Regions from separate parts of the Mus musculus genome. Here region 2 is linked to region 1. Evidence: chromatin loops called from intact Hi-C (ENCODE). Cell type or tissue: gastrocnemius. All regions are shown on one strand. Each heading gives the region's core, and the rest is flanking DNA. Links, peaks and the distances in the headings are about the cores only.

Evidence for each region. Hi-C counts contacts between places; a loop is a spot of excess contacts. Peaks named below come from ENCODE experiments on the same cell type or tissue, not always from the same donor. Only the 100,000 strongest peaks of a DNase experiment are listed, where the experiment ranks them.
Region 2: it touches region 1 in a loop (5-fold over the local background); 7 of 42 quality-filtered maps call a loop at or near these places.

Annotation. Positions count from the first base shown.
Region 1 is chr7:16,091,114-16,106,417 of GRCm38, reverse strand. It overlaps Zfp541 (zinc finger protein 541), which reads right to left. Exons shown (of 16, transcript NM_001099277.2): 12 at 14,057-14,132; 13 at 13,491-13,579; 14 at 11,136-11,276; 15 at 10,817-10,998; 16 at 10,084-10,727. The coding sequence ends at 10,559. Napa (N-ethylmaleimide sensitive fusion protein attachment protein alpha) reads right to left here and starts at 7,838. Exons shown (of 11, transcript NM_025898.4): 1 at 7,644-7,838. The coding sequence starts at 7,741. In gastrocnemius, for the core only: a CTCF peak has its summit at 8,323; DNase peaks (open chromatin) are centred at 7,908, 8,119 and 8,600; H3K4me3 peaks cover 3,803 bases; H3K27ac peaks cover 4,199 bases.
Region 2 is chr7:16,041,592-16,056,895 of GRCm38, reverse strand. It overlaps Gm32059 (a long non-coding RNA gene), which reads right to left and starts at 10,699. Exons shown (of 2, transcript XR_391166.4): 1 at 9,838-10,699; 2 at 9,230-9,692. It also overlaps a transcript of Bicra not described here. In gastrocnemius, for the core only: a CTCF peak has its summit at 4,823; DNase peaks (open chromatin) are centred at 8,937, 9,981, 10,161, 10,550 and 3 more places; H3K4me3 peaks cover 6,832 bases; H3K27ac peaks cover 7,342 bases.

The DNA of each region.
Region 1 (15,304 bases), core at 4,534-12,533:
TTTGGCTAGACAAGCAAGTATTCTGCCACTGAGCTATATCTCCTGCCCCAGTATCTTGTAGATATTTTGAAATCAGGGATACCTCTTTGGGCTTTACTCCTGCTTCTCAACCTCCTAGAGGTTCATATGAACCTTCTGGGCTGAGGGCGGGGAGGTGGGCGCGCAGGAGAGGGGAGCTTCCTTACTAGCTCAAACGCCTAAGTCCCTTCCGTTCAGTCTTCCAACGAGCACTAGCCCATGAAGACTGTGACCTGACAAAAGTTCAAACTCTCATCACCACATGATCAGTTGATGACATTCTCCAATCCCATCAAACGGATTTGAAACCTTCCCAAACTGGTAATGATTAAAAAACAAAAACAAAAACAAAAAACCAAAAAGGAACATTTCCTCATGAAGAGCCACATACACTATCCTCACCACCTGCCCTGTACTCCCCAAGTTAACAGATGCAGCGTGGATGACAATTGGGAACTTGGCTCTATCACACAGCTGTGGGGGCTACTGTGTTCATGTGTGATCTAAGACAGAACATAGCCCTGATCAGTGTGGGGCAGCACCCACAGCCCTGAACATGCCTGCGCATGTGCTCAATAGGTGGGTGGGCCTGGAGATCTCCTGAGTCCAAACAGCACCAGGTAAAGTGTTTCCTCAGAGTCCACCCTCTCCTCTGACTCCATGTCCCTCTCCCCCACATTACTGGGACCCTGTCTTCTCTTGAGCCACTCCCAGCCATGGTGAGGTCAGAAATGTTCATGTTGCTGTCAGCACAGGATAAATCAGGAAGGCCCCTTGAACCTGGATGTAAAACACCCACAAGGACCTTTGGAATGTACTAGATGTACATGTTTCTCGGGATGTACTAGAAATACAATCAGAGCCTGGCACATGCTCAACTGCTCTGCCATTGATACCTGGAGCCCCAGGAATATTCATATTCTCTGTCTCTGACAGAGTCTCATGTATCTCAACACCCAGACTAGCCTCAATTTTGTTATGTACTGAGGTTAGCCTTTATGCTTGATTTTATGTGGTACTCGGAACGTGGGACCTTGTGCATGCCAGCCAAACTTACTATCAACTAAGCTATATCCCTGAAATTCTTTTTTTATATGTATTTTATGAATGAGTGTTTTGCCTGCATGTATGTATGTATGCATACATGCATGCATGCCATCTGGGTGCCGAGAAAGTCAGCTGAGGCCATCCGGTATACTGAAAGTGTAGTCACAGACAGTCGTGAGTCACCATGTGGATTCTATGACTTGAATCTGGGTCCTCTGGCAAGAACAACATGTGCTCTTAAGTGCATCTCTCCACCCTTTGGAATATTGTCTGAATAGTCCCTGCTCACAGACATCAGCCACACATCACATTCCAGTGATCCCCAGCTAATCAGTACTTGGTGGGTAGAACTAAGTCCTCTGAGGCCCCAAATGCTCCTGGCAGAGCAGATGTGTCCAGTGTCACCAAGAAGCCTGAGGCAGAGTGGTGATGAACAGTCACTGCTGGCTAGGTTGGCTTTAGCTCAGCACAACAGGCAGACTCAGCACTAAGTCTACCAAGCCGCTGCCTGAAGCTCTCTGATCCCACGCTAAGCTGGGCTGACCTGTCTACAGCAGGGGAAGCCAGAGGGATTACTGCCTGCTTTGGCCCCAGGCTGCCTCCTGCCCTATCATACCCTGGTCCTTGCCCTGCCTCTGTGAGATGGCAACAGAAGATCTCCAGAGTCCCAATTCCTTTTGCTGATGTGAGGAAAGTCACAAGGGGCAAATCCACTTGTGTAGGTTACCCAGTAAATCCTGAAGAAAGCCGTATGCACAATTCCTTAGCTGTGAAAACAAGTATCTGAAGGTTTGATGATGGCTGTTCACCGAGAAGGAAGCCTGCTGTCCACAGTATCAATATGCGTGCTCACAGCTGCTTAGCATGAGGGCTGTACCTGAGGGTGTGAGGCCAGGGCTCGGTCCTCAGTGGCACTGGAGGTGAGATGCACAGCGTGTGCAGAGGCTGAGTCAGCAAACATGGTTGAGGAACCAAGGAAGGGAAGTCAGCAGGGTGGATAGGGCAGGGCATAGCACAACTAGGTTGGAGCAGGCAGGACAAGAAAGAGTAGAGGGCTTGCTCTGTCTGGCTGAGTGAGAGTGGCGGGAAAGAAGATGCCCTCAGATCCACTGTGCTATGCTGCTCCTCTGCTGGCTCACCAAGGCTTCCCACACCAGCTTGGGGAAGCTGTTTCAGTCACCTCTTTACTGTGTGGCCTGACTAGAACTGCTGACCACTGAAAGGATGCCTCCTGCATGAGGCACCACAGGCTCACTGGCTGCGCCCTGAAGGCTTTGGGTAGAGCTGCATGTGACAGCTGACAGCCTCCCCCACTGACCTCCTCCAAGCTGCCTCGGTTGCACTCTTCAGCCCACAGCTCCATGCCTCACTGGGAATAGAGGGAACTGGTTGGGGCTGGCCTGGTGCAGGCTGTCTATAATTACCGCTCAGCTCTGCTCCCCCAAGAGGCGGAGGAAGCAGCCTCAGGCCTCCCAGGCACAGCTGCCATATGGAGTGCTGAATGCTGCCAGGGAAGTGCAGGCGCTTTTGGCAGTGGCCAGGGGCTTCTGCAGGACAGGCTTGGCCGGCCTGACTCCTGCCTCCATTCCCTGAACACTTTCTTGCTCCAGAACCATGCCATTTCATTCCCTTTGCAGCCCCCAGTTTGAGTCTCGAGTCTGAGACTGTCCCTTCTGTCCTTCTGGCAGCCACAGCCACTGGTTCCCTGTTCTCTCCTAGGACTTAAGGCTCACTGGCCAGATTATCCACCCAGGGTACTTAGTTTCCACTAATACAATGAACCCATGGCCTGCCACAATCACTCCTGGCTCCCAGCAGGGTTCTCCACTGGTGCTGTTGCTGGGGGACCTGTGGGAGCATGTGCAAGCTGACACTGCCTGTCCCTTGTTGAGTACCCCAGTGTCCTCTTGAAAATGAGGGTGGCCAGGTGCATGCCGGTCTTGAGTACACAGAGAACAGCACGCACTGCTGGGCTGCTGACAGAACAACTCTGCTCTTGCTGGAGTTGCCAAGCATCCTCTAGGTAACGGACACATTATATAGCCAGCCCTCACAGGTCAGCACAGGCAGGAGGACCCAGAGAGAAAGGATCACCAGCTCGCCACCATGCCCTCAAATCTTCTTGGAACCCTCTCACATGTGTCTGTAAGACAGTGACTAGCAGGAACTGTTCAGGCACTTGTCTGTGTCTGTGACCTTGGGCTAGTACCCCAGAGCCTGCCTCTCCTCAGCTGCACAATAGACTGAACCTGACCTGGGAGAAATCTGAGAGACAGCACACACTTGGTACCTGGCCTAGGCACAGTGCCTGGGAGGTGCTCAGGAGGCTGCAGAGCAGAGGAAACAATCCCCTCCACAGTGAGCGCTTTCAGAGTAGTTGTGATGCATCCTTGCCTTTCCTGTCACAGGGACAGGGCTCTGCACCTTGCGGGTGTGTCACTGTCATCAGACCACACAGAGGCAGACTAAGGAATGTTTCCCCACTTCAGCAGCTCAGCGTGGGTTCTGAGGCCTCCTCACTTGTGAGCTGTGCACACCTCCTTTGTTTCTAGAGTCCCGGGTCTCCCCTTCCTGCACCAATCTGCCACTGTAGACAGGACAGTGGCCTATGTCTCTGGGTCTGCACCCATGGTGGGGACCCATCAGGATCACGAATGTTCTAAAAACCTATAGCTGTCTTCAGTATGTCCTAGCTTCCCCCTTGTCACAGGGGGGCAGGCAATCCTTCCACGCTGACATTGCATAAGGAAGTAACCTGTGACTCAAAGGGTACCATTTGTTTATATAAACGCTACCCCCTCTCATGGAAGAGATCTGAGCAGATGCTGATGTCTGTGGGGTGGGGGGTGGGGGTGGAGGGTGGTTAGGGGAGGACACACTGGGACAACACTGTAGTTAATAGTGAGTCTACTGTCCCATCACACTGCCAGCTCAAGGAAGGGTCACAGGTGTTGCTCATACAGCCTGGAAGGCCTCCTCTGTGTGCCCCGACAGGATCTCCCTCCTTATGGCCCAGAATGCTGACATTTGCTTTCCTCAAAAAAAAGTGCTGGGGTTGCCCCGGCCTCTCAGCAACTTCTTCCACACAGGAGGTGCCAGGGAACCTCTGTGTGACTAAGCCAGGAGCCCTAGGATTCCCCGACAAACCTGCCCTGCAGACTGGCCAGGAGCCATCCTGCTGTGTACTTCAGCTGTGTGTCCTTGCAGCTGTTGAGCACTGTGGCTCCTACCGGGAAGGACAGTGAACTTCTTCCAGATGGCAGGGGCGCCGACACAAAGCAGAATCGCCCCAGGCTCTGCAGAACGCCTGTGGGCCCAGCTGGAGGAACCCTCCCTTCCCAAGCAGGAGTCCGACTCCCTTCCAGAGCTGGCCTTGCAGGTGCCTGTCTTCAGGCAGCTCAAACGGAACCAGCTTGTCAACATGTCATCTGGCTGTTTGTATACAGAACACTCTGCCACCTCCTCCAGTTTCCCCGAGCCTCCAGCTCAACTTGCAGCGATGACACCAGTGGACATCTCATACTCACACCCAGTAATCCCTGTGCTCCCGGCCAGCCTGCTTACTCTACAGAAACATCCGGGGAACAGGGCTCACTCTGAGCTTGTCTCGTCAAGGAAGAAACTCCCCAGCCACACTGGCATCCCACAGGAAATGGTTTGTCCTGGAACTCCCTATGTATACCAAGCTGACATCAAATTTACAGAGATGTGCCAGCCTCTGGTTCCCGAGTGCTAGTCTTTTTGTTTTTGAAGAGAAGGTTATAGGGCGAAGTTAGGGATCAGGAAGAGCCCTACAGAACAGAACTGTCCTTCAGGACCAATTCAGTCCCTATGGGTCACAGCAGAGGGGCAAAAGGAGGGGAAGGGTATCAGACTCTCAGGCAGGCATGCCCATCACCAAGGGAAGGTGCTAACCGGCTTTGTCCTTGAACTAAATGGTGTTTTAAAGCCCCCTAGTGTCTACCAGCCCAGAAATCTAGACGGGTGAAGATGGGTGAGAGTAGCCTACTTGCCCCATGTAACCTGAGCAGAGGCCGGGGAAGCTGTCGTCACGGGCATTCCCAAGAGCAGAAGATGCCTCAGAGAGCAGCTGAGCGAGGGCTGCTTGTCAAATGCTTACCAGGCAGCCCCAGTTCCAAGAGGTGGGCCCGTCTGGTGGTGGTTTCTCTCCAGGTGATCTTGGGGTACTTCCAAGGCCCCTGAGTTCCAGTGGGCCCTGCTCACTTCCCTATAGTACATCCTCTAGTCTTCCTGGAAGGACCAGAAGAAACCCACTTGCTCTTTCAAATGTTTGTAGAAAACTACTGTGGGGGCAGGCAGCAGTCTAAGGGAGGCAGCACCTCAAACTAGTCTGCCAACACCCTCCCTACACACAGTGTCCACAGCAGGCATGAGTGTCCTGGAGTCTCTGGGCTTCAGAAGCACTAGGCTAATGGAGGGGGCTATGGAACCCCAGGGGCCAGGTCTGACCACCTGGTGTCCCCTCTGCTTCTTGTGCTGCTAGACAAATAAATCAAGTCTAGGCTGCCCACTTTATCCTTTACCCACCTCCACAGTGTGCATACTACATAAAGTTGACTACCTGGCCCAGGCAGGGCTGGGCAGCAGAGTGAGCAACTGGCAGGCATGATCCACTATTGCTGTAACAGGGTTCCTTCCACATCACTGTCCCATAACCAGCTGTTATATGTGTGTGTGTTTTTTTTCTAAAGGGTAAAAGAGGAACCCACTGCAACAGGCCCTCACTAAAATCCCGCAGGCTCCCCAGTACCTCAAATCCAAGCCCATGCTCACAGGCTTCATCTATGTCCAGCCCCCACCCCCCAAAGTCATGGTCTGCCTTGGAACTCTGCCTGTACTAACTCTTCCTTCAGCAGGCAGGCTTCTGGGCCTTTTCTCAAGCTTCTCCCTTCTGCTGCTCTCCAACTGAGAGTCCCCTAGATCTCCTGCTCAGCCCTGGATGAAAGCCCACCCTCTAAGAAGCCATCTCTGTCCCTGTCCCACCATCCCTGATGCCTAGACTGCCCTCCCAGGCCACTGTTCCCAGCTTCACTCCTCACCAAAAGCCTCCCTCAAGTTCTCAAAGTTTCTTTTCAGCTCAAGAACTTTAAGTGCATGATACAAACGTATACCTTATACCAGAAAGCTCTGCTCTACCAGTGGCTGGGAAGTGGTAAACAGGTGGACACACAGCTGCTCCCCTGGGAGCAGCCCAACTCTACACTTATCTCTCTGGGCCAAAGAGATCAGACACTGAGCCATCAGGAAAACTACTGCTGAAAACTGAGCGGGAGGCACCGCCCCAACACCACGCCTAACCTGAACTTCTTCCCTTGTGAAGACTGAAGAAACACACACACACACACACACACACACACACACACTCACACTCTCTCTAATGAAACATTCTCATCTAACTGACATAGCCTGTCATTAACCAGATGTCTGTGCAGCAGGTATAAACATTTTTCAAGTTCCTTTGCTAAACATTATCTGATGGCAAACAACAAGGGATGGCTTCATCCTCTCCCTCCCCTTCATGTCTTTCTGTCCTCACCCAGCTTATAACAGTCTCTCCCAGAGCTTTCCCCAACTTCCTGGTTGTCTTCTGTATCCTTCCATCCTTGCTTTGGAGGCTTCTGATTTTGTGTCCTACCCCTGCACAGCTCTTCCTCAACACCTGCCTGGACCTTTCCCCAGTGTTCCTCTCTGCCTGTTCCTTCAAGAGCTTTGCCTGCTGCCATGTAGTGTCGTCTCCCCCTACCCCCTCCTATATCCCAAGGCTCTGGCCCTCTCCCCAGACCCCTCAAGCACTCCAATTCCTACCATCTTGGTTTCCCCATCAGCATCTTACACTCTCTGAGTCTGCTTCTTCCTGCCTGATGAGCCTTTCAGAGGGCCAGACTCAATTCTGAGCACAGTACACATAGTTTATACTCATAACAAACTTCTGCAGTTAGTTTTTACCAACAAGCCCTTTCAGAGAGACCTACTCCCTTAAGATAAAGAAACCTCGGAATCGCATCCCAAGCATGGGTTCTGCTGCTCCTAAGTTAATATGGCTGAAGATGGCAAACTTGCATAAACTTTGTGTGAGGTATTTGCCACCTCCTGGGTGTGTTCAGACTCCAGACTTGAGGACCACCTAGTAGGCGGTGGTCCTACCACCCTAATGATTCTCTTGTGTGCCTCATCCTCCCATCACCATTGTCTTGGCTAAAACCAGTGTCACTGTCCATTCATGCTTGTTCCCCAAGCACAAGTCTCCACCTCTCAGTCCAGGCCTCGCCATCAGTCACTCTTAGCAGGGCCCCACTCACCCTCACACCTCGTACTCCGGCTCATCATGCCCAAGGACGCCCCAGCCCGGGTCCCCTCGGTCTGGTGTCCTCACCCCGGCAGCCTGGGCCGCACAGATCCACGGGCACCGGCCTGGGAAAGGCGCGGCCACCAGTCAGCGGGTGTCGTCAGCCATAGGGCCACGGCCAGGGCCTGCAAGGCCGCTGAGGGGCTCCCAAAGTGCAGAGCAGAAGAGCCCGCTCTTCCCCGCCTTGGGCCCAGCCTCGCCCATTGCTCACCCAAAGAGGCCGGAGAAGAAGGACTGCGAGTTCTTCACCTTGCGCTCCGCTTCAGCCAGCAGCGCCATAGCCTCAGCCTGCTTCCCGGAGTTGTCCATGACGTCGCGCAGCTGCTCGGCTCAGGCCCGACACAGCCTGGCGACGACTCACAGGCCCCGGACACCGCGCACTCAGCGGAGCTCCGCCCGCTGCGTTGACGTCACCCAGGCCTGCCACCCCACGTGAACCCTGCGAACCAACCAGTGGGCTCAAGCTGCGAGGCACTCTCCTCCCGGCACGCCCCCTCCGGCTACCGCACTCAGCACCTTGACCCCCCCCCCCCCAACACGTGAGCACACGCCGCTAGCCTCCTGGAACCCCCACAAGCGCATTGCCACGTGACACCAAATAAGCCAATCATAAGCCCGAACCGCCAAGAGCCCACCGCCCCCAAAGCGCGACCTTTGACTCCCTCCAACCAATCAGCAGGCTCTATAGACTTGTTCTGCCACGCCTCGGCGGAACTGGGTCACACTAATCACCTGACCAGTGTCGCGGCGCTCATGTGACGCCTCTAGGTTCATGCTCCAGGTTTGACTGACCCAGCAGTTTAGCTCCGCCTCCTGTTTCGCTTTACGTCATAGTCACTTGGGAAAAAACTGTGCAGTGAAAACGAACCTTCTTACTCCCTCTGGCGATCGTCTCTAGAATTGGCTTGGGGAATCCAGAAGGTCTCCATTTCTAGCTGGATGGCTCAGCTGCTAAAGGCATTTGCTACCAAGTTTAACAACCATATTCCTATTCCTGGGACCCACATAGTAGAAGGTGAGAACTAGCTCCTCCAAATTGTTCTCTAACCTACACACACAATGCCTTTAGGGAGTATCTTGCAGTGCCACACACAGAATGTCACTAGATACTCAGTCCCATGTAAAAAGCTGGGTGTGTCAGCGGGCACCTGTAACAGGAATGGGTGGGTGGGAGACAGGCATATGCCTGGAGCTTGCTGGCCAGCCAGTCTGGCAGAATCAATGAGTTCCAGGGCCAGAGAGAGACCTGGTTTCGAAAACTAAGGTGCAGAACAACTGAAGAAGACTCCTGACATCAACCTCTGGCCTACACACACACACACACACACACACACACACACACACACAGTTAAAAATTAGTGGAAAAGTCTAAATAAAGCATGGACAGTCAGTTATTGACAGTGGTTCAGTATCTGTACTAAATACACTATGCTATAGTAAGAGCAACATCTTACTATAGGACAGAAACTGCTATGTGGGAACTAGCATAGGCTAGTTTTCTGTAAATCTACAGTTATTCTAAAGGTCAGTCCCCAGGGCCCTGCCCACAGTGATTCCAATCCCTATAGTGTGCTGTGGTGCAGGAATCTGTATCTCTTCTTTACTGAACTTCGCTGATTAGCAGGGAACATTTGAGGAAAGTGTTATGTGAGTTGGGTGTTGGGGACAGGAAAAGGCAAAAGACATCTTCCTCTGACCCTTTCCCATTGAACACTTCCCCAAATGTACCTGTGCTCATCATGACTGTACACTGACCTCAGAGCTGGTGAGTCTGGATGGCCACAAGCAGATATGGTTCCACTTCCATTTGCTGCAACGTGTCATCCTTTTGGAGCAATGAGCTATGCAGCAATGGATGACTATATGCCCTCAACCCATAAGGCCAGAACTGCATTTCCACTCATGGAGTTGGGTCACTCAGGGTAGAGCAGTGGAATGAATGCTCACTGCATAGCAATGCTCAGGTCACTGGGAACACCCACCAAGCAAAGTGCATTTCCTAATTTACCAGCTACACACATTGGGAAAAAATGTTCAAGTAGGAAGGAAGACAGCCATTCTGGTTCTGGGGCTGCCTTGTACCCCTCATTTCCCTCAAACAGGATGTCTCAACAGCTCCAAAATCAATTTCCTCCCTGCCTTTAAGCTTTAGCTGAGATGTTGAGACCTTCTGTGTAGTGCTGGGATCGGGCCCTGGGTACAGGAGTTGAGGCATGGCTCTTGCAGGCTGGGGTTGGTATAGATGTCCCTGACCTTACATAGGCTGCAGCAAAGGCACCATTCTGCCTGCTGTTACGGTCTTCCTCCTTCATTTCAGGTTGAGCAGCTACATCCACACATGCATTTCTGGCTTTAGTCTAACCAACCCAACCCTTCCCATTTTCATGGCCAAATCATGCCTACTGTCATTACTTTCTCACGAGTGCACTCATTCACAGCTGCTAGAAGACCCCTCCTAAAATGAAGCTCTTTGATGAAGGGGCTTTCATTGCTGTGTGTGTATATGCCCATCTACAAGAGAAGAGCTGGTGTGTGGTGCTAAAGAGAGCACAGATGACTGTGTGCCCACCTTCTCCCCTCTCTCTGCTCACCTCCTGGTCCCAACTATGGCCCTGAAGCTTCTGCAGAGCACACAGGCTTGGAAGTTGGAGGACAGCTCTTTAAGAACCCAATTTAATAAGATATAAGCAGACACGTAAAAAATACACCTAACAATATACAGTCTTTGCAAGACTAGGGATGGTGGGAATGCAGAGAGGCCCTGCCCAAGGAGGGCCCAGCTCACTGTGTCTCAGGTGTCCTTACTGATTCTTTCTAACCAATGTCAGTCCCATGCCAGCTCAGATCTAAATGCCACTTAGACCAAACCTTCTGCCTCCCAGGGTCCCCTCCAAGTGACTGGGACGGCAAGTAAGCAACTATTAACCAGGAGATAATGGAGCTTCTGATGACCCACATGACTGCAGAGCTACCTGGAGGGCTTCTGCCTGTTCATGTCCAAATGCTAGCAAGGCTGGAAGTGAGAGGACAGAGAGGATAAGAGGGCCCCAAACACTTCTGAGAGGCCCAGGGCACTGGTTCAGAGCTGAATTCCCCTCTCCTTGCAGACCAAATTCTAGCAAGAAGTCACCACTGCAAGGGGCCCATGTCGGCCCCCAGCTCCTCTTCTTCCTCCTCCTCTTCCTCCTTCAGTGGGTAGGGCTTCACAGGCCACTTCACCCTAACGGGTTCCACATGCTCCTGGAGGCGGTGGCGCTTCATGTGGGCATTCCGACTCTTGATCTTGTCGAACACCCTGAGGAGTCAAAGGATGTGGGTCAGAGCCAGAGGAGCTTGGGAAGCAAGTCAGGCCAGAGGGTGAAGGTCCAGAGGGAAGGCTGGTACCTCTCACACTCTCTGCAAGGGAACACGCCCTGGCTCTCCACACTCCCTGGAGGCTCAGGAGTGCGCTTGGGGGCTGCACTTGGGCTGGAGTGAAGGATAGACTCTCTCCTGTAACTCTTGGTCTTTATCTTTAACTCAGGAGTTGGACGGTGGGTAGGTCTCTCTCGAGGGCTGCAAGTCACCTACAGAGAGGGTAAAGATGACCTAAGACACTGGTGTGGGACCATGTCTTCTTCAGGGAAACCTTCCCTTGAGAGCCTCCACCACCCTCTGACTGGACCACAGAAGTACCCAGACCACTTCATCATGCATCTTCTACCTTGTCTTCAGTCCTTTCTACTTCATCCAGCTCTCTTCTGCCCCTCTTCTCCAGCCCAGGAGCTCGGCCACAATCAAACTTAACCATCTTTTTCCAGATGTAGTAGTACTCGACACACTGTGCTACACTTTTAGTCTGGATCTAGTGGGAAGGAAGATACAGAAGCAGGTTGTGGGCAGTACCTCACATGTGAACTCCACCCTGGAAATCCCTTCCCCAACGTCTCTGCCCATGGCTGGGCAAAGGCAGGGATCTTGGTCCTTCTGGGTGGTGAAGGGTCCAAAGTGAAGCCACACAGTAGCCATCAGCACTAAGTCCAGCATGCTTCTTCCCTGTAGGAAGACACATAAAGACCCACAGGTAAGGAGGCTCACTGGGACATTACAGCAGGCAACAGCCAAACTCGGTGAGATTAACACAGAATGCCTTTCCTCTCTGGTGAGCTTCCAGCCACCACAACTAAACATAGCTGAGGAAGCCCTCTAGGGAAAGTAGCCCCATGAGAAGGACAGTTATGAGTGTACACAGCACTCAAGCCCTGTCACTTATTCTTGCAAAAATACGACTCCTGGGCTGAATGTCATACCGCATGTCTCTGGAGGCAAGGCAAAGGCAGCATGATTTCTGAGAGTTCCAGGACAGGCTGGGTACATAGTGAGTTCCAGGCCAGTCAGGGATATAGAGCAACTATTTCTCAACAAACATGATTTTTGGTGGATGTCTTTAATCCCAACACTTTAGGAGGCAAAGGGCAGTGAATCTATATGAGTTCAAGGCCTGTCTGGTATATAAAAAAAGTTCCAGGACAGCTAAGGCTGCACAGAGAAACCCTGTCTTGAAAAACAAAACAAAGCACCAATCAATTAAATAAACAACAAACCAATGACTTCTAGATCCCAGTGTAGTGAGTGACATGGGGCCATAATCCTAGATCTCAGGAGGTTGAGGCAGGAGGACTGAGAGCCTGAGGCCAGCCTGGGCTACACACTGATGCCTTATATCAAGAAAGAAAGAGCCTCTGGATGGTGGTGGAGGGAACAGAAATGGAGAGCTGGAGGTGGGACCTAGTGGTAGAGAGATTGCTTACTATGAAAGAGGACGTGGGTTCCATTCCCAGCACCAAGCAGAGGAGGCAGCAGAAGGGAGGTAGGATGGGAGGAAACTTTGGCTGCCCAGGAAACTTTCCCAGGAAATTAATTGGCCAAGTGAGCACCTCACTCCAGAGTACACTTTCTCCACATGGATCTGAAACTGCTTATGTGCTGTCACAAACTAGAAGTCAACAAGCACATCCTCTGCTTAGGAAACAGCACCAAGTTAAAAGGAAATGGAAGCTGGTTTCTGCTTCTGAGAAAGATAGAAAGAACAACAGGAACGAATTCACCTTCTAGCCAAAAACGACCAAAGAAACAGTGCTGGGAAGGGTAGTGAGCTCTGAGAGCAGACTCTGTACATGATGCTCATAACCACTTTATTTTATAATTGCCCAGCCTGGAACCCCCTCAAATGCCCATCAACTACAAGTGATTAAATACAACTGTAGTACATCCATGCAGCACAGTATTATTTAGCAGCAGAAAGGGTGAACTATTAATAAATGCAACACAAATGAACCTCAAAGTAAGTATACTGAGTATAAGCAGCTAGATAAAGTGTGAAACAAATGCTGTTTGGCTGCCCTAGTGATACAAAAGTCCAGAAAGTACAGCTTTCTTACAGACCAGGGCTGACCAGGGACATGGAGGGTTAGGCACAGTGGCATGTGCGATAGGCTGTCAGGGAAGGAAGAAGTACTGGGGCATCACAGAGACGTGGCTATCTTGCCTGTGGTGACAATCCTATGGATTCATACATATGTAAAATATTTGTCCCAGTACCTTGATTATGTGTAGTTTTATGTCTTAAAAAACAAAACAAAACAGAAAAGAGTTGGGTGGTAGTGGCACATCCCTTTAATTCCAGCAAAGGCAGGTGGATCTTTGTGAGTTTGAAGCCAACGTGGTCTACATAGTGGGACAGTCAGAACTACATAGAGAGACTGTCTCAAACAAACAAACAAACAAACAAACAACACCAAAAAACAAACACCAACAACAAAAACAGAAGAGAGAATTAGGTTTTATGTTCATGTATTTTTCAGCACATGCACAGGAGTAAATCAGGACAGAGAAAGGCAGCAAGTGCTGAGCTGGAGTGAGCAGCACTTACTGATGAGAAGCAGTGCAGCAGCAGGGTAGCCTTCTAAGGTACTGAAGCGTAACAAGCCGCTTACAAGGTACTGAATGTGCTGCAGGCAGGTAGGGACAGTTGTGCCCTCGAGGCAGGGCTTGCTGCCCCAGCCCTCTGTCATCTTACCATCTTGTGTATCAGGTAAAAGTCCTTCTTGTGGGCACAGAATGCCTTCTTGAAGAGCCTCTTCTCCATGGGGGTCCAGATGTCTGAACCTGCCGGGGAGCAGCCAGGGCAAGGTAGGTTTTTCTCAAGGGACCACAGCCTGACTGACATTATGAACATTGATGATGTACTAATTTCAGTCTTCCCTGGTGTTACAAAGCTGGGGACTCACTATCCTCATGCTATAGATGTGAGCAACTGGCTGGGGCCTTAGTGGCCTAACAAAAGCAGGTGGGCTCAAGCTGCCTGACTTTGATGTGCTCAGCTTAAGTTCATATCCCCTGCTCTAGTCAGGAACACTGATCTTGCTGGAAGAATTCTGAGTGAATGATGGAACAGGGCTGGTGGGTTTAGTGAACTCAAGGCAGTGCCTGCTGAATCCCCCCTGGAAAGAACAGACCCCTTCAGAAAGACAAACAAAGGCTCTGGAAAGAAGGCCAAGGGGAAGAGGCAGAAGTGAAGTTTGCTATCAGCCCTGGCAGGAATCAGCCAGGTCCCCGCTATCATGCAGCCCTTTCTCTTGTCACCTGTGTATCGATAGTCAGCCAGTGGGTGAGTCCGGGGCTTCTGGGGTCCTCTGAGTAACAGAGTCTCCAGGGCAACCTGGAAGGACAGGAGATGTGGGCCAGTCACAAGGCATGGGAATCAGGGACTGTCTCCATTCTTCTTTCTTTCATTGAAAAACAAATGTCTCTATAGTCAACTTGTTCAAGGTGACCTACAGGTGTTTGGTCCTTATGCTGGTGGAAAATTTGTTGGCCCATGATGACTTCACTAAGCACCCCTTTGAATATCATATTTGCCTTCACAATATGACATTTTCATGAAGAATACTGTGTGTGGGTTTGGGAGGCACATTCTCCTACCCACCAGAGGCTGCTGCCTAGAAGAGTGCCATCTCAGTGGGCACTCCGTTTTATTCCCTCTTCTGCACTTCATCCTGGGCTGCCTTTTCCTTTCAGCTCAGCCGGGGATGGAGCCTGGACCTTACATATGAGCTATGCCACTGGCCTTTGACTTTTGAGACAGAACTTCATACTGTAACCCAGGCTGGTCTTAAACTTATTCCAAGTGCTGGAAGCACAGGTGTGAGCAACCACATCCCTCAGCAATATACTTTTAAAGCTTTTGACTCTCGAATTACAAGCCCTGTGAGGTATGGGCTACTCTAATCCCAGTGAGGACTAGACCTTTTTTAGGATCTGATATAAAACAAAAATGAGGATTTCCACCTAGTGGTGGTCACACCTTTAATCCCAGCACTTGGGAGATAGAGGCAGGTGGATCTCTTAGTTCAAAGCCAAACTGGGATACAGAGTAATTTCCAGGACAGGCAGGGACACTCTGAAAACAAAAACAAAACCAAACCTCCCAAAGATTTCCATTCAGAACGTCTAAAGACTCCGTAGATAAGACAATGGAGTATTAATAGCAAGAGCAGAGCCCTGCATGGTTGAGTCCCAGTGGTACTCAGTATACACATGTCAGACACTGTTCCAGTGGTACTCAGTATACACACGTCAGACACTGCCCCTCAGCTTGGCAGAAAGCATGGTCCAGGACTAAGTCTCAGGTCTTAAACACTGCTCCTCCTACACTGTCCCAGAACCCTTTCTCCCGGAGTAGTGGTTCTCAACCTTCTGAATGCTGTGATCTTTTAATACAGTTCCTTATGTTGTGGTGACCTCCAACCATAAAACTATTTTCAGTGTTATTTTGTAACTGTAGTTTTGCTGTTGTTATGAATCATAATATAAATATCTTTGTTTTTAATT
Region 2 (15,304 bases), core at 3,970-11,969, 49 kb after region 1:
GTTCAAGGACCTCCTTGGTTCATACCGGGCTTGAGAGCAGCTTGAGATACACCAAAATACACACACACACGAGGTGTGTGTGTGTGTGTGGGAAATAGTTTTAAAATAATAATTTGTGCTGTGTAGATGGCTCAGCTGTTAAGAGCACTGGCTGATCTTCTAGAAGACTCTGATTTTCGATTTCAGCAGTCATATGGTGATGCCCAGCCATTTATAACTCCAATTCTAAGGGATCCAGCGCCCTCTTCAGACGACCATGGGCACTTCATGGAGGTAGATGATGGGAAGCTCAATAATAAATACAGGCAAAACACCTGTGCACATAAAATAAAGACAAACAGACCCTTAAGACAAGAATCATTTGGGCTGGAAAAATTACATCAGTTGTTAAGAGCACATACTGCTGTTCCAGAAGATTAGAGTTTGGTCCCCAGCATCTGGGCAACTCACATCTGCTTGTAATTCCAGCTCTGGGTTATCTAATACCCGTTTTTTGGCCTCCAAAGACACTGTACTCATGTGGTGTACAGACATGAATGCATATAAAAAATAAAATATTTTAAAAAGCATTGATCTGAAACACTTTGTCTTAATTTGTAAATGGAATTTAAGAACAAAAGGTTAAAACAAAAGTCTGGTCACAGACTATGCCCAGAGGTTTGTCTTCTCTTCTAGGTGATCCTGGATACTGTCAAGTTGACAATTAACATCAGTGTGTGTATGTGCGCACTCGTGTGTGTGTGTGTGTGGGAGTGGGGGGGTGTATGTATGTGAATGTGTGGTGTGGTATGTGTGTGGTTTGTAGTTGTGTGTTTGTGTGTGTGTGTGTGTGTGTGTGTATGTGTGTGGTATGCATGTGTGTGTTTGTACGTACGTGTGTGTGCATGTGCAACCCATGCTCATGTGTGCATGCAGGTGCTAGGACATGTATGTACGGAAAACAGATTGACATCTGGTGTCTTCCACTATTGCTCTCTGTCTTTTTTTTTTTTTTTTTTGAGACAGGGACTCTAACTAAATCTGAAACTTGCTCAGTAGTCTACCCAGCAATCCCCTGAGATCCACCTGTCTCTGCTCCCTCCCCCATAGTAGGGTAACAGATGTGGCATCACACCATCTGACTATGATCACCCTGTGTATATTGCTCTCACAGTGTGGTTTTACTTCCCTAATGACTAACGATGCTGAACATTTTTCACGTACTCTTCGGTGCTGTGCTAACCACCATTTGCACGCTGGCCTCAGCCTCACCACCTCCAGAAACCTCATATCCATATTTAACAATCTGGGGGCTTAATTTTCATTCTTTTTCCTCTCAACAACCTTACTCCTAGCACAACTATTCTTTTTGTTATTTTGTTTTGGGTTGGTTTTGGTCTCTTTGGGGGGGGGGGTGTTCTGAAAGATTTATTTTAGGCTGGATATAATGTCACACTCCTATAATCCCGTCACCGGAGAGGTAGATGCAGGTGGATCACCATGAGATACTTGTGACCCACTGGGAACTGAACCTGGGTTGTCTGGAATTTCAGCCAGTGTTCTTAACAGCTGACTCATCTCTCCAGCCCCATGGTGAGATTTAGCCCAAAATCTTGTCTCAAAAAGCCAAACCTGGAGCTGGGTGGTGGTGGCCCACGCCTTTAACCATACCACTTGTGAGGCAGAGGCAGGCAGAACTCTGAGTCTGAAGCCAGTCTGGTCTACCGAGTGAGTTCCAGGACATCCAGGGCTACGTGGAGAAACCCTGTCTTGGGGACTGGTGGGGGAGGGGAACTTGGGGAGAAAACTAGAAGAGTGGCTTGGTGACTAAGCCTTCTAGAGGACTTAGACTTTGGCTTCCAGCAACTCACAACTGTCTGTAACTCCAGCTCCAAGAGATCCAGTGACCTCTTCTGGTCTCCAAGGGCGTCTGCACTCTTCAAGCATTTATTTGCACAGACATAGGACATACACATAAATAACAATAAAAAAATCTTAAAAATCAAAAATAAAATCCCAAGGCTGGCAAGATGGCTCATCAGGTACAAGGCTTCTGCTACCAGGGTTGACGACTGGAGTTCAATCTGCACACCAACATAAAGGAAAGAGGCATGCCCACCACACACACAGACACACACACAGACACAGACACAGACACACACACACACACACACACACACACACACACACACAATGTCATTTAAAAATGAAAATAAAGTATAAAAATTAGTGAAGCTGGATGTGGTTGTGCATGCAGTTGGGAGGCAGATGGAGGCGGATCTTGGTAAATTTGAGGCCAGCCTGGTCTACATGGTGAGGTTCAAGCCAAGTGACATAGTGAGAAAATGTCTCAAAAGCACACACACACACACACACACACACATTGGTTAAGTTCTAAGTAGCTTTTATTAAGTATATTGTTATAATGGGTCTATTTTGCTATTATGTTTATATACGTATATATTTATTTATTTATGTTTTTGGAGACAGGGTTTCTCTGTGTAGCCCTGGCTGTCCTGGAAGTCACCATCTAGACCAGCTTGTCCTCCAACTCACAGAAACCCACCTGCCTCTATTTCTCAGGTTCTGGGATTAAAGGCGTGTTGATTGAAGCCTAGCATGGGCTACAGAAAAAGAACCTGTGGTAGAGCTCTTGATTAGAAGACACAAAATCCTGGGTTCAATCTGGTGCATACCTAAGGTTTTAGTGCTCGGGAGGTGGAGGCAGGAGAATCAGGAGGTCAAGGCCAACCTTGACCCTATCTCAAAAGAATTGAAAAAAAGTAGTATTCAATGTTTAGTATTATCTGTTTTCAGGCATCCACGGGAGGCTTGGAACGTGTCCTTTGAAGATGAAGGGTCTGACTCCTCCTGTTATTATAAAGCCACTCTCTTCTGCCCCAGCTGTGATGGCCCATGATGAATAAATACATCCCCTGTGTAGTTTTCTCACTCAGGAACTAAGACCTGGTCTTCAGAAGTTAATTTATAATAAAAGTAACAATAATTTTTATGTTCTTAAGACAGGCTTTCTCTACTTAGTCCTTAGTGTCTTGGAACTCATTAGGTAGACCAGGCTAGCCTTGAACTCACAGAAATCTACTTGCCTCTGCTTCCAGATTGTTGGGATTAGAGGTGTGTGCTACCTTTATATGTAAGGTGTGGCTTAAATTTGTATTTTGTTTATTTTAATTTACAGCATATTTATTTGAGTAGATGCTACAAATTTCTAACTTTACAAAGTTACAGAACGAAGTGGGCAGTGGCGACCCAGACTTTTGATTCCAGCACTGGGGAAGACTACAGAATAAGTTCCAGGATAGCCAAGGCCACACAGAGAAACCCTGCCTCTAAAAACCAAACCAAGCTAAAACAAACAAAAACAGTTACAAAATGAGCTAGGATCCACCCAACTCCTGTCCATTCATTTCCATTTTGTAAGTTATTCTGTGCAATTCATCAGCAAATGATTCGTGTCCATTTTCATCCATACTTTTGGCATTTACAGAACTCCCCTTCTCCCTGAGTGGTTGCAAAAGCTGTTGTGTCACTTTGCGGTTTCCTTGTTTATTGCAGTGACTTCCTGTCCCACTGTGGGCCAGGATCATAGCTGATTTCAGAGTTTTTCATTGTTGGCCAGCTAGGTTGCATCTGCTTTTTAAAACATAGTCATGGTTTTTGTTTTATTTTGTTTTAGGAATGTTTACAAAAACGTGCGCCTCAGTTTCTTGACTGGCCTTTATTAAGGAAGCTGACAGAAACCCCAAAAGGATTCTTCAGATCCAAAATCCCCTCATTAGCGTTTCGGTACTCTAAGAGCTGTCAGCCGCCGGCCCCGCCCTCCGAGGCCACGCCTCCGAAGCCCACCCGCTCGGGCCGATTCAAATGCAGCCAATAGAAGCGTGTAAACAAACATAAGCCACACCCACTACACGAATAATTTCGAGCACCAGGGCGCGAAGCCTATTTTATCTTGTGTGTGGGGGGTAGAGGTGGGGCGGAGCTGTGGCCACGCCCCCACATGCGGCCAATCAAAGGCCAGACTCCGCCCCTCGCACTTGCGGTGCTGAGGACCCCAGGCCGGGCTGGGCTAATCGCTGCCTGATTTTGCTGCCGGATTACAGCGCTCCGGTCTTGGCTGTCCTCAGAAGGGGTACCTTATGGCCACAGTGGAAGGGTATAGCTAGAGGACAGAGACTACGAAGGAATCCCCTTCTCTTCCTCCTCCTGGCCACCAAGACCCGGGCCCTTGGAAGTCTCGTAAAAACTTTCTCTTCTCACCCTTATTTAAAGCAACCTGGAAAGGCAGGAGTGTTTCAGGACGGGAGTCAGGCTTTGGTTGTTGAAGTGTTATATGCAAAAGAAAAAATGCACCAATCGTGTGCCATCAGTTTCTCGGATAATGAAACAATTGGGGCGCAAAGTTTGAAGCTTCCATTGCCTGACAGGAGCCGCGGGGAAGTGTTTCTACTTTCAGTGGAGGAAGCCATTTATTTAAAATCCGGAGGTGGGGAGGTGGAAGAGGGGCTGACGAGGTGGCTCAGTGAATAATGGCGCTTGCCACCAAAACTTGATCTGAAATTTATCTCCAGAAACCACGTGTTGGAAGGAGAGAAACATACACACACTGAAAAATAGAACTGGAGATGTGGTGCAGTTGGTACTTAATCTACTATCTAAGAAGCCCTGGTTTTCACAGCACCATCCAGGCGTGGTGGTTAAAGCTGTAATCCCGGAAGGTGGAGGCTGGGGGGTCAGGAGAGTTCCAGGTCCGCCCTAGGCTACAGAGCAAGACTGAAGCCCACCTAGGCTATTAAGCGGATGCTATTGACACCGTCTGTAGACAGATGGCGCTGACGAGGTTCTCCAGGGTAGGAGCTGGGCTGTAGTGAGCTGAGTTTCTGAAAGGCTCAGGGCTCTGATAAGAGCTAAGGCATATGCAGAAATGTGCGGAAAAAGGCTGGAGGAGGGTTCAGAGGACAAGATGATGTCAGGCCCTTCGGGCAAGGCAGTTCTCCAATATCTGGCCTTGTCCACAGCAAGAACACGGGGCTTCTACCTTTTCTTTTCCACTATACTATCATAATTAAAACTGTCAGCCTAGCCTGGTGGTGCAGGTCTGTCATCACTGCAGCTAAGGAAGCTGAGGCAGGAGGATAGCAAGTTCAAGCCCTGAACTTTAGCAACTTAGACCCTGTCAATATAAGAAGTGAAAAAGAAGGCTAGGGATGGTGACTTGCTGTGTGAGACCCTGGGTTTAACCTGCAAAAGAGGTTTGAAAGAAAGAAAGAAAGAAAGAAAGAAAGAAAGAAAGAAAGAAGCAGCAGCCATCTGAGCTCTTTTTTTATTTTTTATTTTTTGGTTTTTCGAGACAGGGTTTCTCTGTGTGGCCCTGGCTGTCCTGGAACTCACTTTGTAGACCAGGCTGGCCTCAAACTCACAAATCCGCCTGCCTCTGCCTACCGAGTGCTGGGATTAAAGGCGTGCGCCACCACTGCCCGGCACCATCTGAGCTCTTTAAAAAATATTATTTCTTCATCAAGTAAGGGTCTCATTATGCAGGCAGGCCTTGAACTCAAAAAGACCCACCTTCATCTGCCTCCCAAGTGCTAGAACTAAAGATGTGCTGGGTCATGTGTAGCCCAAGTGAGCCTTAGATTTGATATGTGATTGACTATTGTTGTTTTTGGAAATTGATTTTTATTTCGAACTATGGTATTCTTGTTTGAATATATACACGTTGAATTCCAGTGCCTAAGGAGGCTAAAAGAGGGTATCCATGCACTCTTCTGGGATTGGAATTAAAGGCTGTTGTAAGCTGACATGGATGCCGGGAACAGTCCCTGGGTCTTCTTGTAAGAGTAATTCAAAGTCTTAACCGCAGAGCTATGTCTCCAAGCGCTGATCCTAAACTTTTGATGCTCCTGAATACATTCAGAGTGTTGGGGTATAGGTGTGCAGCCCACTATGCCTAGTGTATGTGGACCTAGGATAAACTCTAGCAACTGAACTGTGTCACCAGCCCCACAGTGCTTTTTGAATACCTTGGGCTCTTGTCACTAGCTTGGAAGCCTGGATGGGCTTTCAGGGATGCTCAGGGAAAATAGCCATTTGATCTCCCAGGTCTGTGCCAGCTCTTGCTCAGCTTGGGGGCTGGCTTGTCTTGGCTCCTCCACACCCAGCCAAGGACTTCCAAGTAGCGTGTGTTTACAGCCCTCGCCTAAGCTAAGAGGTCTGGGGTATTCGTCATAGATAGTATCTTTCCAGCAAACCTTTGTTTTTGAGGCAAGGTCTTGTGTAGCCCAGGCTTTGAACTTGCTGGACATCAGAAGATGACTTTGAACCCTCAGCTAACCTTTCTTGTATACTAAGTGCTGAGTACCATCATAGGGGTAGAAGATATACCACAGTGCAGAAAGACCCAGAACCTAGACAGACATGGTAGCACAGCACTTGGAGGAGCTGGGGCAAGGAAATAGCCAGCTCAAAGTCAGCCTGGGCTATGTAGCAAGACCTCTTTCTCCAAACACTAAATTAAATGAAATCTGGTGCTTGTAGAGCATGATCTACATGTAGAGAAACTGAGGCTGTAACTTGCTTGCTCCTTGCCTCACCTAATAAACTAAGGTGGATGCGAGGCAGGAAGAACAAGGGAATGCATGCCTCTCACTGAATTCCTGATGCAGCTAGTTAGAACACGTTTCCCATGTGAATGTATAAGCTCATGTAAAGTCAACCCCTTGACCTCAAGTCATCTAGCTCTTTGTCCTGCTTTAAGTTCTGAGTTTTCCAGTGCTGGTAGCTCTGGTACAGACAACCAAATGCCACCCAGGTCAGGTCATTTTGCACAGAGGACATTTTCAGCAGAGGGTTGGGTCCCACTTCCTGGATGATCTTGGACAAAACACTTCCCTTTTGGTGAAAATGGAGGCTAACCCTTTCTCCTTTGGGCAAGTCCTGAGACTTTTTGAGACAAACTCTCCTGTAGTCCTCAGGTAGTCGAGGATGACCTTGAACTATTGATTGTCCAGCCCACATCTCCCAAATGTAGTGATTCTGCACGTCCAGCCCCCTTGGGGCAGTTCTGATCGGAAACATCCTCAGGTCAACTCATTGGGCCAACTACACAAAAATAAAAGCAGTGTGCACAGTGCTGGTTTCCCAAGCGTGAAAGTTGAACACTCAAGGCTTCACTTCTGCAATGGAGTCTACCACGTCACCATATAAAGGGAGCAGCAGGCACTTTCTTTTCTTTATGGTCGCTCTATAAAACCGGCCCATCACATTTTAAAAAGACACCAAAAACATTCATTATAAGCATAGCGCTCAGAGGACAACTTGTTGGTTGCCGTTAGATCTCTCTTTCTACCAATGTGGCTCCTGGGGTTTGAACTCATTGCCAGGACTGGTGGCAAGCGCCCTTATCCACTGAGCAACAAACTTGCAGTCAGCGTTTTAGAAAACAGGAAATAGAGGCACAGACAGATGAAATAATTTACATCACCTCACACAGCAAGTAAGTAGCAAAGGCTGATGTTTAGCAGGATCCTGCTCGTTTGTTCATGGCCCATAGCCTCCAGCCTCTTACAATTTTTCATTGTTGCACCCGGACCTCCACATACTACAAAAACACCCTCATTACTTAACTATATATATCCTTAGACCTCACGATAGCAATAAAAAGAAATTAAGCTCGTCATAGTGACACACAAGTATAATCCTAACGCCTGGGAGGTGAAGGCAGGTAGAGCGCGAGTTCCAGGCCAGCCTGTGCTTCATAGCAAGACCTAGTTCCCCGCCAAACCCTAGTGCCGCCATGGAATCAACGATAAGACTTACAAAACAGATCAGCCAGTCGTTTATACGACGCATTTATTCGATACCTACTGTTGTGCACCAGGTTTTCTATAGCTCGGGAGAAACAAGGGCATGTGAGACCGGAACGTTAAGAAATCAGACCAGTTCTGTGCAGAAGGGCAGGCCGGTGCGGTCTGGGACGTGCTGAGCAGGGCTAAAAATGCCCGCTCACCAAGTGCTCTGGGAATAGACCTGTGAATCCAAGCGTCGCTCAAAGGATTTTTGAGCTTCGGATCTGCGCTGCCGGCCAGGCGTGAAGAAGCAGGCTATCTAGCAGGGCTAACCATAGTCCTTGCGCTACAGCGGCTCAAAATCCCCAGGCTCGGAGAGACTTTATACGCCACGTCTGGAGTCCAGGTCACCCCCAATCTCCCCATCGCCTGGCACCCTCTGGGTCCAACGCGGGGAAACACTGTCCCACCTCCTCAAGAAGCCTCGACCACACTATCTTTGCAAGTCTTCTGAAGTGCCTTGTGGAGCATCCTCCCTCAGAAGCCACCATCCTGGACCAGGGAGCACAACGGCCCATTCCTAGGCGGGCCTGGCGCAGGGATACGGACACGTATCAACCCTCTGGCTCCTCTTCCACCACCACCAACTCGAACACCAGCTCCAGGTTGCCGACCACAGCCCAGCAGACACCCAAGCAGCCCGGCCGTGCCAGGAGCAGGGGGCGGTGCCGACATTCCGTGCTCCCGCCCACAGAGTGTGCATCTTTTTATTGGCTATCAGATCTGCCGCTCTAGCGCTCTTTGCTACGATTGATTAGCTGCCACACTACAGGCGGAGCCTTCTGTGGCTCCTCCTCGTAGCTGGGCGGAGGGGAGGAAGAGGAGGAGGAAGAGGAGGGGGCGGGACACAAAACCAGCAAGGTTTTTTTTTTTTTTTTTTTTTTGCATTTAATTAAAAAAAATTTTTTTTTTTTTTTTTTTTTTTTTTGCATACCCGAGGGGCGCTCCCCGGAGCGGGGCGCGGGGCCGGGCCGCGCGGGGCCGCTTCGTTGCAAGGGCGGCGGCGGGCCCGGGCGCAGCGGAGCCGGGGCCCGCCATGCGATCAGGCAGTGCGCTGACCGGCCCGGCCGGCCGGCCCCTTCTGGGTCCTCCCTGTGCAGCCCGTGCGGGGCCGTCCCGGAGACCCCGCGCCGACGGCTGCTCAAACATCAGGGTGAGTTTCTCACAATGTAGCAATTTCTCTTTAAATCTCTTAACTCTCTCTACCTGCGAGTCGGGGCTGTGACAGGGCGCAAAAGCGAGGGGGGGAGTGGGGCTCGGCGGCGAGGGTGTGTGTGTTGGGGGGGGAGAGCCAGAGCTGGGGCCGAACCCACTCCCCCCCGACACTCCACACTCAGCCCCCCAACCGGGGCGCAGCGCCTGCTGCCGCTGCTCAGGCTGGATTTTTTTTTTTTTTTTTTTTTTTTGTGATCAGCGCCCACCACTATCCGCACACCCCCATCCCAGGTCTCTCGCGCCACCGCCGCCACCCCGATCTTGCAGAGAGCTCCCCCTTCATTGCTCCCCGATCTCAAACCTTGCGCCCCGGTTCCCTCCCTGGTCCTTCCCGGGATACAATGCAACGGAGGAGAGGGGCGAGCGTGAACGTCCCACGGGGGGGAGGGGCGGGGACCCCCCGCCCGCCTTGGGGACCCCCCTCCCTTCCTCGTGCTCCCCGCCTTTTCTGGGGAGAGCCAAGGGCCACAGAAAGGCAGCTCGATCCATCTCCCCTCCTGTCGCGCGTCCCGTGCGCCCCCTCCCCAAGTTCCTCTTGGGGGGTGCCAGGGAGAATCGGGGGTCCTCTGCAGGCTTGTAGGAAGAGATGAACTGGGATGCAGGCCACTGGGTCTCCCCTCTCCATCGTCCCTAAACAATGAGAGGAGTTGACTTGATTCTCCTATCCCCGGCAGAGAGCGTAGGGGACCCCCGCCCCTTCAGCTGGCTAGTCCTGCAGGAGGCCTGTTCCTAGGGATCAAAGGGAGGGAAAAAAGGGAGCCTTCACGCCTGTCACCTTCTGGGATTTGGGGCGGCCCCTGAACTCCAACTCCGTGGGCCTAGGAATGGGAGGCACCAGGCCCAGCCCGGGCACCGCGCTCCGGGTGGTGACCTTTAGACAAAGGCAGTCCTTTCCCCGGAGTGATCCCGGCCAGGTCCCTGCGGAAGGCGGCCAGGCCGCGGGCTTGGAGGGAGAGGGATGGAATAGGATGGATGGATGGATGGATGGATGGTTGGGTGGGTAGGTGGAGGAGGAGGGAGGAGGAGGTTTAGGACCATCTGGTTTTCCCATCGCCTTGGCTGCCCCACACTGCTTCCTCGGCTCCTGTCACCGGCAGCCGCGGGGAGACAAGGGACCAGGGAGCTACCCAGCCAGGCCTTGGGCCTCCGCCAGCCGGAGGACCGGGCGACGAGCCGCGGGAGGGCGCGGGCTCGGGCGACCGCGGTGATTGGAAGGCATAGTGGCTCCTTCCTCTCCGCGCCCCTTTGTTTTTGCTTTGTGGTTCTGAGCAGCTGAACGTCCCTGGAGGTGGGGTCAGAGGCTGCCGGGTCAGCTCTCCTGGGGAAGTCTTGATGACAGGGCCCTCGAGGTCCCCAGCCTCTACACTTGCATTTGGTACCCCACCCCCAAGTCTTAAACCTCTAGCCCCTTTTGTCGCTACCCCCAACGTAGTGTCAGAAAAATATGGAGATGTGTGAACATCCAAGACTCTGGGCTGAAAGTCAAGAGATCTTTGGCACACAGCCCCTCCCCACACCTGCACTCTAAGTCCACTCTGACCCAACCCCCAAGATGAGGAAACAGGGGAAGCCACGCTTAGAGACCACCCCTTTCCTAGGCGGCCCCACGGGACTTATCAGTTGTTTACCTCAGTACCGTGCCTTCCTCTGTAACTCCCCCACCCCCCAGAAGCCGGAAATAACCACTCTACCCTGGATTGGTTACTGCTAAATGCCTTCCATCCTGGCTACAGTCTGAGGAGTGAGCACAGTGAGTGTTCCCGTTTTCCAGGCAGGCTCACTGAGGCCTAGAGTAGTTAAAGGGCTAGTTTAAGGTCACACAGTTGGGGTCACTTGAGCCCCAATTCACAACATCCTAGAGTTTATACAGCCTAGCTCAAAACCAGTTGGTCCTCACTTTGTGTTACTTTGTCCCTTTGACTTAAGTGGACTTGGGTTTGGGAGAAATCTGCCAGATGTTTTCCCTGAAGAGTTGGTTTGGCAGAAGAGGATGAGGGCTCAGTCGTTTTCATCTGTGTCTGGTGTGTGTCAGGATAGGGCTAACCCAGGGCTAGCTGGATGAAGGCTTGGCATCGCTTGGGATCCAATGCCACTTCATCTGACTTAGCTTGATTGCTGTTGTTGGACTGTAAGGAGGGAAGCTGACCTGATTGTCTGACTGAGGCTGTTGTAGTGGTTTCTGCTCCTCTGGCCTGGGACCCACATGGTGTCTTGATACAACTGTCAAAGAACTTGGATCTCACACCAGGCCTAACCTTACTTAGGCAGGTCTGTAACCTGCTTGGCTCTGTCACCTCCTCACCACATACTGGAAGTTCTTTGACTTGACTCGGAGGTAGGGAAAGAAGTAGCCATCTAAGTCTTAGATGTTTGGGGTAAGGACGACCTGTGTGGTGGAGGGGTGGGCCGTGCGAAGTTGAGCAGACAGAGAATACAGTAATCAGTGGCTGGGGTGTGCTCACTAGAGGGAAGTTTACTGTCCCCAGTAAGGGAGGTGATATGGGTGGTGTCCTTTTTACAGGAAAGTAAACTGAGGCTCCTTGGCTAAGTTGTGCTGGCCAAGTTGCAAGTTTGTCGTGAGGCATAGACGAGGGTCTGAGTCTAGGGTTGTTGCTCCCCCACTGATCTCTTCCTTTCATAAGGATAACATAACTTAAGTAAGGGCTGGGCACACCAGGAGGAGAGGGGCTATTGGGAACACTGACTTTAGAGATTCAGTATGCCTGAGAGGAAGTGCCCATTTGGGGAAGATGGGAGAAACTTAAATTAGATCTAAAGAGGGACAGTCCTGTGTCTTGCCTACTGTGTACTTGTTTGCTTGCTTTCCTTCCCAGAAGCCTCTGCCACCTTTGCTAACTTTTCCTGGGATATTGGGGTAGGGGTTCCCTTAGCCTCTGGAAGGGCCAGGAATCAGCTCAGCATCAAACCTTGGGGTCACAGGAAGGATGGGGGGAAGGAGGTTCTCGGGCATATGCGGGGGTTTCCTAGCCCCAAGGGCAGCTCCCGCTCTTCATTCCCCATTCCTGAGACTTCCTTGACTCCTAGTCTCAAGAATGCAGAGGGTGTCTGGGGGGTTGGGGGGGATGTTAATTGGAAACAGAAAAGCGTGGCATTCTTTCAAGGAGCTTGGGCTTCAAGGAGCCAGGCCTGCCCTCCAGTCCCCCTCACCATCCAGCCGGTCAGGAGCTGGGGTGGGAGGCCCAGGTCATCTCATCCTGGTCTCTTCCCCTGATTCTTGAATGCAGCCAGGAGGAGCCTTGCACCTGGCTTCCTCTCCCCAGCAGGGTCATACACCCCCCTTACCCTCTGCTCGCCATTTTTTTTTTTTTTTTTTTTGTCCCCAGCTATGAAAGATACAGCCCCACCATAGCCTCAAGCAAGGTTGGGAAGTGCTGAATTGAGTGGTCCCTAAGGACTCCCACCCCCCAATTCCTTCTGTGCCTGTAGCAGCCCCTGTTTAACTGTTCCCAATTGACTGAAGCCTTTGTGTCTCCAGGACAGACACGGTCCCCCGTGAGAGGGCCTGAGGAGCTTTCCAAAGGCATTTTAGTTTGGGAACAATGAATTTTGTGTATGAGTTATATGTATTCAGGTGGTGGCTGGGGAGGGAGAGTGCCTTTGTTTCTTCAATTGTTTCCAGCTAAACTTGCTGGGGAGTTGGGGTGTGTGTGTGTGTGTGGGACTGTTGATGGATCAGCCCTGGGATCAGTGCGTTTGCTGGAAGCCAGGTCAGCAGGAGAATTGCTCCCTGCAGCAGGGCTTGATTAATTCTGTCTGGTGGCCTGAGAGACTCTTAAGGAGGAAGTTTGAGCTGTTTTGCTCTTTCCTCCCTGATTCTGATGTTTTATTTGTTTTGGTTTTGTTTTTGCTTTTATTTATTTATATACTATCTCCAATTGCTGAGATTCTGTCACACCAGATTTTTTTGTTGTTATCAAGGCAGGGTTTCTGTGTGTAACAAATCCTGGCTCTCTTGGACTTGCTTTGTAGACCAGGCTGGCCTCGAACTCACAGAGATCCACCTGCCTCTGCCTCTGGAGTACCTGGATGAAGGGTGTACACATCCTCCACACTTGGCTAGTTTCATTTTCTGAAGTGACCAATACCTAAAGGACAGATTAAAAAAACAACAACAACAACAAAACAAAAACCTGAAACAGAAAGTTACGGTTGTTCTCCTGCTGTCCAGCCTCCTCCCAGCGCCCCCCACCTCCAGCTTCCTCCCCCTAGCTTCCTCCCTGGGGATGACGTCTCAACTCTGGGTCGAGCGTGTACGCTTGCCTCCCAAGAAACTCAGTTTGTACAGCTTGTACCACATTCTATTGCTCAGTTCTTTGCTTTTTCACGTTATCTTCCTAGAACACCTCCTGTGTAGCTTTTCCATCTTGGGAGGGGGCTCTGTGATATTCCACTGGCTAGGCAAGACATTGTTTCCTGTGATGGTGTGGCTGTGTGCATTGCCAACCTCCTGGATCAAGGCCTGGGATTTGTCTCCTGGTAGCTCTCAGAGATGTCTGGGATGCTGCCCTGTAAGGAAGTCATTGTCCATCCTGGCTGTTCTCATCCAGTCTGTCTGCTGAGCTGCCTTTACGAGCTTGGCAGTATTTGTATTCCAGGACATATTTGCTTTATTCCCCTGCTCAGAACCTGTATCACATGTGTAGTACAGAGCAGAACCTTGGCTCTGGAACCCAGTTGTGGGTCTGAATTTCATGTCTGTAACTTGCTACCCAAATGGGGCTTGCTGGCTCTAGTCCTGTTTCTTCTCCTCCATGAAACCTGGGACCAGCTCTAACCGGTAGCTGTGAGGAAATGCAACTCGGGTGAAGTTCATGAGTCACTATGTCTGGGGTCTGTACCATTTCAGCCAGTTCTTTTTCCAAGCAGCCTTTTCAACCTAGCTGGGCTGGGAATTCTATAATAGGTAGGCACAAAACAGGGTGCCAGATTTCTCAGTGCTGAATCTGGAATCCAGGGTCTCATTGCATGCTAGTCAGCCATACCTTTAGCCCCTGGCTGGGGGATTCTAGGCAGGGGCTCTACCACTGAGCCACACCTCCCTGACACATCTTTTATTTTAAATTTTGTTGTCCATAGGAATGCTGGCATTACAGATGCTCGCCACCTTGTTTGGCGCCTACATAGGGTTCAGGGACTGAGTTCAAATTGTCTGCCTTGCACAGCCATCTCCCAGGTCCCAAGGTTTTGTGAACTTTTTTTGTTGTTGTTCAGCTCCCCAGTAGCTAGGATGCCAGCTCTGTGCCACAACATCAAGGTCTTCTTATATCTTACACAAGCTGTGCCCTTGAACTCCACCCAGCCCCCCCCCCCCAGCATTGGCACGGTATTGTACTCTGTGTGTATAGGAACTTAGGAGTGTGTATGTGGTAAGTGTGCATATGTGCACATTTGTGTGCAAGTGCAGAGGCCAGAGGGAGGTCCCAGGCATCCTGCTTTATCATTCCCCTTACCTTACTCTCCGAGACAGGGACTCTCAGCCTGGAACTGGTTGGCAGCCAGGAATCCCTGTGTTCTGCTCCCGCCATTCCTTTCCTTCAGTGCTGGAGCTTCGCATGGCCATACCTGGCTTTTCACCACATCCTCATGCTTGCACAGAGTAGTACCCCTTAAGCAGCCGAATCACCTCCCCAAGCTCAGTCTTGCTCTTGATTATGTATTTGTTTATTGGGGGGGGGGGGAGTACAGGAGTGAGCCTTGCATTTATTTATATGTTTGTTTCTGGTTATTTGTTTCTGGTTATTTGTTTCTGGTTATTTGTTTTTGAGACAGGGTTTCTCTGTGTAGCCTTGGCTGTCCTGGAACTCACTCTGTAGACTAGGCTGGCTTCAAACTCAGAAATCCGCCTGCCTCTGCCTCCCAAGTGCTGGGATTAAAGGCGTGCGCCACCACCGCCCGGCCTGTTTGTTTGTTTATTGTATGTGTGGAGGTGTGGGAGTGCCACAGTGAATGTGTGGCGGTCTGAGAACAACCTCCAGGGGAGTCACTTCTCTCCTTTCACTATATGGGACCTGGGGATCAAATTCAGGCCATCAGCCTTGGCAGTGTGGGTGTGTTTAAAGTTTTTATTTTTTAATTTTTAATTTTCTATATAGGGGTCTCACTATTTAGCCCTGACTGACTTGGGACTCGCTGTGTAGACCAGTCTCACAGAGATCTGCCTCCTGAGTGCTAGGATCAAAGGTGTGCACCACTAAGCTTGACTGGAAAAAAATAAAGTTTTC